2 separate regions of the Homo sapiens genome follow, and region 2 is linked to region 1. Evidence: chromatin contacts called from ENCODE Hi-C or POLR2A ChIA-PET data. All regions are on one chromosome and are shown on one strand. The core of a region is the stretch at or near the end of the contact, and the rest is flanking DNA. Distances in the headings are between cores, read along the strand shown. Region 1 overlaps CAVIN1 (caveolae associated protein 1). Region 2 holds the start of STAT5B (signal transducer and activator of transcription 5B).

Region 1 (4,064 bases), core at 423-2,922:
AAGGGGATCACTTGAGCCCAGGAGTTTGAGACCAGCCTGGGCAACATAGTGAGACTCTGCCTGTACAAAAACTACAAAAATTAGCTGGGCATGGTGGCGTGCGCCTGTAGTTCCAGCTACTTGGGAGGCTGAGGTGGGAGGATCACTAGAGCCCAGGAGGTTGAGGCTGTAGTGACCTGTAATCATGCCACTGCACTTCAGCCTGGTTGACAGAACAAGACCCCATCTCAAAACAAACAAACAAAAACACAAAAATGGCCAGATGCGGTGGCTCGTGCCTGTAATCCCAGCACTTTGGGAGGCCGAGGTGGGAGGATCCCTTGAGGTCAGGAGTTTGAGAACAGCCTGGCCAACATGGTGAAACCCTGTCTCTACCAAAAAATACAAAAACTAGCCAGGTGTGGTGGTGCATGCCTGTAATCCCAGCTACTTGGGAGGCTGAGGCAGGAGAACTGCTTGAACCCAGGAGGCAGAGGTTGCAGTGAGCCGAGATCGCGCCACTGCACTCCAACCTAGGTGACAGAGTGAGACCATGTCTCAAAAAAAAAAAAAAAAAAGGCCGGGCACGGTGGCTTAGGCTTGTAATCCCAGCACTTTGGGAGGCTGAGGAGGGCGAATCACATGAGGTTGGGAGTTCAAGACCAGCCTGATCAACATGGAGAAACCCCGTCTCTACTAAAAATACAAAATTAGCCAGGTGTGGTGGCACATGCCTGTAATCTCAGCTATTTGGGAGGCCCAGGCAGGAGAATTGCTTGAACCTAGGAGGCGGATGTTGCGGTGAGCCGAGATCGTGTCATTGCACTCCAGCCTGGGGAGCAAGAGCAAAACTCCATCTCAAAAAAAACAAAAAAACTAAAAAACAAAAACCTCCTCTCACTAGGATTGCTTCCTTATGTTGTAGTTTGAGACCTTTCATGAGGCACTAGGAAGATGGCATTGGCTATAAGAAGTCTGCAGCTCTCTCCCCAGTCCCATTCACTTCCAAGTTCAGCTGGCAAAGACCTTTATCTAGGAAGCCACAGGCCAGGAAAACCAGCCAGCTCAGCCTTTAGGGGTGGGGTGGAGCAGGCAGCAGGGGTAGGGGAGAAGCGGGGGATGCTGGGGGTAGGGCAGAGAGACAAAGTGGATTTGTTTTCCAGCAGCTGGGGCTGTTTCCTGACTATTCCCTGCCTGTCACCCTTAATCCCTCCCTAGCCTATTCACATTGTCTGAGTTTAGTGAAAGGAGGGGCTCTCTCCACCCTTTGGTGGGGCGTGGGTGGGTTTTTAAGTCTGGGAGGTTATGAAGGAAAGATCAGAGCTGAATTTTTTTTAATATATATATATACTGGGGCTGCAGGTAAATTCTGGGTGGAGATGGATGAAGAGGGTTTAGATCCTACAATGATGTATAAGTCTTAAATGATATGCACTCCAGTAGCAGGCAGGGTAAGGGTGATTGTAGGAGCCCCAAAGTGAATGACTGGAAATCAGAGGGAATGCAAAGAGAAGTTGAGACTCTCCTACACTCAGAACAAGGAAAACACCCTTCAATGCCTCAGTGAATGATAAGAGGCAGAGGGATAAACAAAATGCCCTAGGATTGCCCATGATCTGCACTAAGCCGTCTATGGCAGGTAGAGACTACAAGTCCCAGCATGCCCTGTGCCCAGGTCACCTTGCCTGCTGGGAGGTGTAGTTGGGTAACAGAGAGCTGGAGGTGGCTTGGTGCCCAGCAGAGCTGATGCCCAGATGAGAGAAGAGGTGGAGCCAGCATTCCCTCTTTGTCCCTGCTAATGCTATTGACAAGAAGGGAAGGAAGTTGGGAGAGGGTGTTCCTAGTTTTCAGTGTAAACCAGGAAACTCTGGGGGGATGTTGATGGGAGGGAAGAGGAAAGAGGTTGGGGGCTGGGGAAGGAATTTCTGTAGCAGGTGGTGCAGAGATACCGAGCAGCCTATGTATAGGGGTGTGTGTGTGTGGTGTCAGTGAGAGGACTCAGTTTATGTTGCCTTAATTTCTTAGGGGACAGGATTTTTCTTATAATTCTGGGAAATGGTCTTCAGAAAACCCTTTAGAAAAGCGACTATCTCTCGTTCCTTCATTTGAAGTCACTAAAGGGAGTCTGGGCCAAAGAGATCCTATTGATGATCTTGGTCTGCCCTTTCCCTTTCTGTGCTCAGCCTCCCCTGCTCTCTGATGAGGGTGGAGGTGGGGGAGGGAGTGATCCAGAGATTCTGAAATGTTGGCCAGAGTCAAGATCTTGGAAAATCTTCCCGGAATGGAAAGCAGTTCTGGTGCTAAGTCCTCCAAGGAGAAGACAGAAAAGCAAAGAACTGGTTCTGAGCTCCAGGGTCATGGGGAATCTGAGACCACCCATCCTACTCCTAGACCCCTGAGCTCAGGCTTTGTGCTGGGGGCAGGGGGTAGGGAAAGCAAGAATTGAAAAGTAATCTCTCTTCTATCCCAAAGTAGGGAAGTCACAACCAGAAGAAATGTCCAGACTGGGGAGAAAACATGTCCGTGGCTCCCAGCCAGCTTCTTCCTCTTTCCAATATCAATTTCTAAATGTGGGGGAGGGGGAGAATGACCACTGGTGGAGCCAAACAGTATGAAGGAGTCAAAGAAGGTGGAGGTGGGGGAGGGTGGACCACAGTTCTCCATCTCTAAGGCTGGTTCTGAAATAGCTTGAGGCCAGGAGCAGTGGCTTATGCCTGTAATCCCAGCACTTTGGGAGGCCAAGGCGGGTGGATCATTTGAGGTCAGGGGTTCGAGACCAATCTGACCAACATGGTGAAACCCCGAGTCTACTAAAAATACAAAAAAATTAGCCAGGTGTGGTGGCGCATGCCTGCAGTCCCAGCTACTCAGGAGGCTGAGGCAGGAGAATTGCTTGAACCTGGGAGGCAGAGGTTGCAGTCAGCAGAGATCGTGTCACTGCACTGCAGCCTGGGCGACAAAGCGAGACTCCATCTCAAAAAAAAAAAAAAAAAGAAATAGCTTGAGTCTAGGAAATGCACTTCCTTTACTTTACCTGCTTGGGTGGGTAGGTGCAGCTGTGGGCTCAAACCCCTACCCGCTTTCAACTTAGACACTCCCACCACTTGCTTTTCGGCCTGGCTCGGGCAGTGTGCGATTTGCGGCACCAGAGGGCGCTCCGCCCATTTCCAAAGTGGAGCTGTGTCTCCCGAGGGCCGTAGTGGTTTAATATCATCTACGGGTGGAAAGGGATCAGGACAGGGTTGGACGACCACAGAGATTTTAGCCCAAGTGCAATTATTACGCAACCCCATCTCCGACCCGAAGTTTGGTCCCCTGCTCCCGCGGTCTGTTTAGTCACCATTCGTTCAACACACATGTTTTTTAGAGAATGGCGGCGCGAGGCCGGGCGCAGTGGCTCACGCCTGTAATCCCAGAACTTTGGGAGGCCGAGGCGGGCGGATCACCTGAGGTCGGGAGTTCGAGACCAGCCTGACCAATATGGAGAAACACCGTCTCTATTAAAGATACAAAATTTAGCCGGCGTGGTGGCGGGCGCCTGTAATCCCAGCTATTCGGGAGGCTGAGGCAGGAGAATTGCTTGAACCCGGGTGGCGGAGGTTGCGGTGAGCCAAGATCGCGCCCACTGCACTCCAGCCTCGGCAACAGATCGAGACTCCGTTTAAAAAAAAAAAAAAAAAAAAAAACAAGGAGAGAGAGAGAGAAAGAATGGCGACGCGGGGTTGGGGGGCCGGAGATGGGTGATATGTTGCCCAGGCTGGTCTCGAACTCCTGGACTCAAGCCATCCTCCTGCCTCGGTCTCCCACAGCGCTAATATTACAGGCGTGAGCCTACACACATTTATTGAGCGCCCGCCAGTTTCCTGGGGACCACGAGCGTCCCATGCTCCCCTCTCTCCAGGATCGTCACCACCCTGACTCAGGCTCGCCCACATCCGCCTCCTCCGACGCCTCTCATGTCCCTTCTCCTCTTCCCTTAGGATGAAGTGAAGCTGCCGGCCAAACTGAGCATCAGCAAATCGCTGAAAGAGTCGGAGGCGCTGCCAGAGAAGGAGGGCGAGGAGCTGGGCGAGGGCGAGCGGCCC
Region 2 (4,064 bases), core at 1,020-3,519, 130 kb after region 1:
CACGTCTGTGGTCCCAGTTACTCATAAGGCTGAGGCAGGAGGATTGCTTGAGCCCAGGAGGTTGCCTTGAGCTGTGATTGTGCCACCACACCATGAGACCTTTTTCTGTGAGACTGTCTCCAAAAAATAAAAATAAAAAAAAATCATCACACCCTTGACCTCCCAGGCTCAAGTGATCCTCCCACCTTAGCCTCCTCAGTAGCTGGGACCACAGGTGTGTGTCGCCACACCGGGCTAGACCCTGTCCTCTTAATGACTGCATAGTCCTTGTAACCTCCATTTGCATTCCTAGAGCATAGCATTTGTTCCAAAAATATTTATTGAGTGTCTGTTCTGGGCTTGAACACGAGTAGGAGGATTTAAAAGTGAATAGCATATTGCGTCTGCCCTTGGGGACAGAGACAGAAACATGAAAACATGAAATTGTCCTTCAACACAAGAAGTGCTGTAATAGAGGCATGAATAACGCGGTGGGAAACAAGGAGGGAGGTCATGCTGCCTGAAGCAAATGTCACCGAAGGGCAGACATCAAGAAGGCAGGACATTCCAGGCAGAGGGAATAGCATGTGTGCAGGGATGAAAGCTCACAAGAAAGAGAAACATGAGTCAGGTGCGGTGGCTGATGCCTGTAATCCCAGCACTTTGGGAGGCTGAGGCGGGCAGATTACGAGGTCAGGAGTTCGAGACCAGCCTGGCCAACATGGTGAAACCCCGTCTCTACTACAAAAATACAAAAATTAGCCGGATGTGGTGGTGTGCGCCTGTAATCCCAGCTACTCAGGAGGCTGAGGAAGGAGAATCACTTGAACCCAGGAGGTGGAGGTTGCCGTGAGCTGAGACCGCACCATTTCACTCCAGCCTGGGCAACAGAGAGAGACTCCGTCTCAAAAAAAAAAAAAAAGAAAAGAAAAAGAAAAGATAAAAGAGAAATATGGAGAACATGGAGCACCTGAGTGTCAAAACATCATGGGCAGTAACTGTCAGGGAGATTGCCAGAGAGCTCGGGGTTGGTTGGCGCATCCATCCTGCTTCCTGCTTCCTTCTCTGGCCTCCAAGCTCCCTGAACCTACTCTGTGCAAAGCACTGTGCCAGGTGTTGGCCCAGAGTATGGGACTGCAGCAGTGGCCTGGGTAGCGGAGAAGGGTTTTTTGACCAGCTGGAGACCTTTGTGGCTGGTGTCATTCTGGAGGTGAAGAGAAGGCCGCTGGAAAGAGCTGCCCAGGGAGGACTATGGGAGAACTTGCAGCTCTGGGCCATCTCTGGACATGAACGTTTTGCATACACACAGGGGAGCTCTGTGTGTCTGAGTGGGGGCGGGAGGGGTCCTTCTCTCTCTTTTGGCCCCTGCAGCTTGGCTTCTGGAGCTTTCCTATGTCTTGCTTTAGTGCTAGCCCTTGGAGGGTTGCCAGGGAAACCGCTGGCCAGCTCCGGGAGATAGACGTAGCAGAGGAAAGGAGAGTGGGTGACTCAGCCTGGCTTCCCACAACCGCAACCCCCTCCTCAGCACGTGGAAAGGATCTGGGGGACCCCCTTCCCCTGGATCCTACAGATGACCCTGTTTATTCTTTCTTCTCTAGAGAGAGCAGTCCCTCCCGCAGCTCTGACTGGTGGGAGCCAGCCAGATTTTCCCAGGAAGGGAACCGGCCCCAGGCGCCCCGTCCCCCGTAGGTTCACCCTGGAACTCGGACAGGTGAATTCGGCCTGGGCGAATGTGAATTCCTGCCGTGCCCATGCAGGCGGCAGGAGCCCTGGCTGAGACGCCCTCCCGGGGGCAAACCCAGGATAATTATTGATCGGGGCCCCTGTGGACTTCTGACCTCGGCCTCGGCGGGAGAGGACCCGGAACGCGGGCCTGGGCTCCCAGGGAGAGAGGTGGGCGGGCCGCGGAGGGGGCCAACCAAAACGACCACGACAGTGCGCCCTAGCCCTGCTAGTGGTGGTCGACCCAACCCAAACAAAGCAGCATGTGCTTGCGGTGCGGCGTCGGCTAGGGAGCCGAGCCGGGAAGACACCCCACCGCCGCAGAAAGGGGGTGCGCGCGGCGCCGGCACCGGCACCGCCGAGCGCGCCGCCACCTCGGGTGTGCCGAGGGGGTCCGGGTCCTTCAAGGGCGGTCGCGGAGGGGGCGCGAGGGACAGCGGGCTAGCGAGCGCGCGCCGGGCGGAACCAGGAAGCGGGGCGCGCTCCGGGTTGCCAGCGGCGCGCGTCCCTGGGCCTCCGCGCGTGAGCGGCGCGCGCGCCCCCGCGGGCCCCGGCGGGAGGAGAGTCGGCGGCCGGAGCCGTCACCCCGGGCGGGGACCCAGCGCAGGCAACTCCGCGCGGCGGCCCGGCCGAGGGAGGGAGCGAGCGGGCGGGCGGGCAAGCCAGACAGCTGGGCCGGAGCAGCCGCGGGCGCCCGAGGGGCCGAGCGAGGTAGGAGCTGCGGGGCGAGCCCTGGGCCCGGGGCCGGGGGAGCCAGGCCGGGGAGCCAGCCCGGGCGGGGCCCGCGCTCCAGCCGCTCAGCCGCCCGTCAGGGCCGCGCCGCCGCCATCACTCCCGGGCCGCGGTGGTTGCGCGCTGGGCGAGGGGCGCGCGCGGGGAGAGGGGGTCCGGGTTGGCTGCCGGGGAGGCTGAGGGCAATGCGGGGTGCGCGAGGGGGACTTGCGAACGCCGCGGCGCCGCGGGGGGCGTGCGCTTTAAAGGCTGCGTGCGCGTGTGCTGAGTGGGTGTGTGGGGACCCCGCGCCGACCCCATAGGAGCTCAGGGGGCTGCTGTCAGCCGCCTCACACCTTCACGTTGCAATTCCGAATATCCCCAGCCGTCTTCCTTGCTTTAACTTCTTTCTTTCAAAAGAGGTTCCCGGGACTCCGGGGATGGGATGAGCCTGCGGGGGTGCCTGGTGCGGTGGGGGGTATTAGCAAAGCTTCAAGAAACAGGGCCTTATAAGGAATCAAGACAACAAATACGAACGTTTCGATAAGACTCTGGGGGGCGGGATCCCACATCAGGACCCGCCAGGCCTGGGCTCGTGCGTGTGGCCGTGGGATGCAGTGTGCTTTTTCTTTCTAGTCAGGGATAAAGGGTTAAAAGTGCTCCTGGTGTCGGGGGGTAGATATGGAGAGTCGGAAGGGGAGTTGTATCACAAAAGCTGGTCTGAGGCTAAAGGAATCTGGCAAGATGGTCGGGGTGAACAAAGAGGAAAGAACTCACACGGAGCAAGAGGCGGTTGCAAACACTTGTAGCCAGCAGTGATGGAAAAGCCAAAGAAGAAAACCAAGTGTCAGCTTTTAGAAAGACGGGATTAATGAAAAGCACAAGAATTTTAAAGACTAAAAGAGATACCGATTCTCTCTTTGCCAAAGAGCCAGAGTCAGTTCTTTTCTTCTTGGTCCCTGTGATCCCGCCATACCTCGTATCAAATAAATAGTGCCAAAAGTGGGTCAAAGAATGTTAGAGCTGGAAAGGAACCCAGCGATGATGCCATTCTTTTATTGTACAAATGAGGAAACTGAGGCCCAGATAGGTGGAGTAAGTGGCCTGCTCAGGTGACACGGCTGTTTGTTGAGTATCCAGGGATTGAAACTTCAAGGACTCTGAGATTCGTGCTCTTCCCAAAGCATCGTGCAGTATACAGATCTTTGCCTAGATACAATTCCATACATTTTCTCTGCAGTGTCCTCAGGGAATGCCCTTTGAAAGGGCCAGCGTGACACTGAATATCATACTTGGGCTTATGTCATTTTTTTCAGTCTTCAAGTGGTGTTTATGGTCTGCTTGGATCTTAGGTTTCCAAAGCTGTTGGATAGCCGCCTGGGCCATAATAAGCTTTCAGCTGTTGGGTCTACATTATTTCAAATAATTTTGTTATCTTTCAATTAAGGTAATAGAACTGTGCCTCTCTCCCCAACATTCTATTGTTGTCCATTTGCTTATGTTATATTGCGTTATGTTCATTGCCTGTGAGTTCCTAGGTGAGGATGTATTTTATTGAGTGTGCCTTTCATGTTTTAAAATTTCATTTTGTAACACTGTAAATATTGGAGTGGTTCTGATCACTTCAAATGGGGAGAATCTTATTGATTGAT

Evidence for each region. A loop is a pair of places that touch in the nucleus more often than their neighbours do. ChIA-PET counts read pairs that join two places held with the same protein, here RNA polymerase II (POLR2A). Pooled maps may share reads with other maps.
Region 2: a pooled map shows a loop between it and region 1 (2.8-fold over the local background). The contact joins the promoter of STAT5B here to the enhancer-like site in region 1. A Hi-C loop is called at or near these places in 3 of 37 single-sample maps with no recorded cell type and 10 of 50 pooled maps. POLR2A ChIA-PET finds 5 or more read pairs at or near these places in 18 of 52 experiments (A549, AG04450, BJ and 14 more).

Annotation. Positions count from the first base shown.
Region 1 is chr17:42,405,284-42,409,347 of GRCh38, reverse strand. It overlaps CAVIN1 (caveolae associated protein 1), which reads left to right. Exons shown (of 2, transcript NM_012232.6): 2 at 3,960-4,064. Among named protein-coding and RNA genes, the nearest start is that of CAVIN1, 16 kb to the left of the region's middle. RefSeq lists an enhancer at 2,988-3,037. Within about 2 kb of position 1,672, at least 26 of the 41 ENCODE cell types and tissues checked have a DNase peak (open chromatin) inside an H3K27ac peak, as active enhancers do.
Region 2 is chr17:42,274,596-42,278,659 of GRCh38, reverse strand. It overlaps STAT5B (signal transducer and activator of transcription 5B), which reads left to right and starts at 2,269. Exons shown (of 19, transcript NM_012448.4): 1 at 2,269-2,412. RefSeq lists a silencer at 2,027-2,636.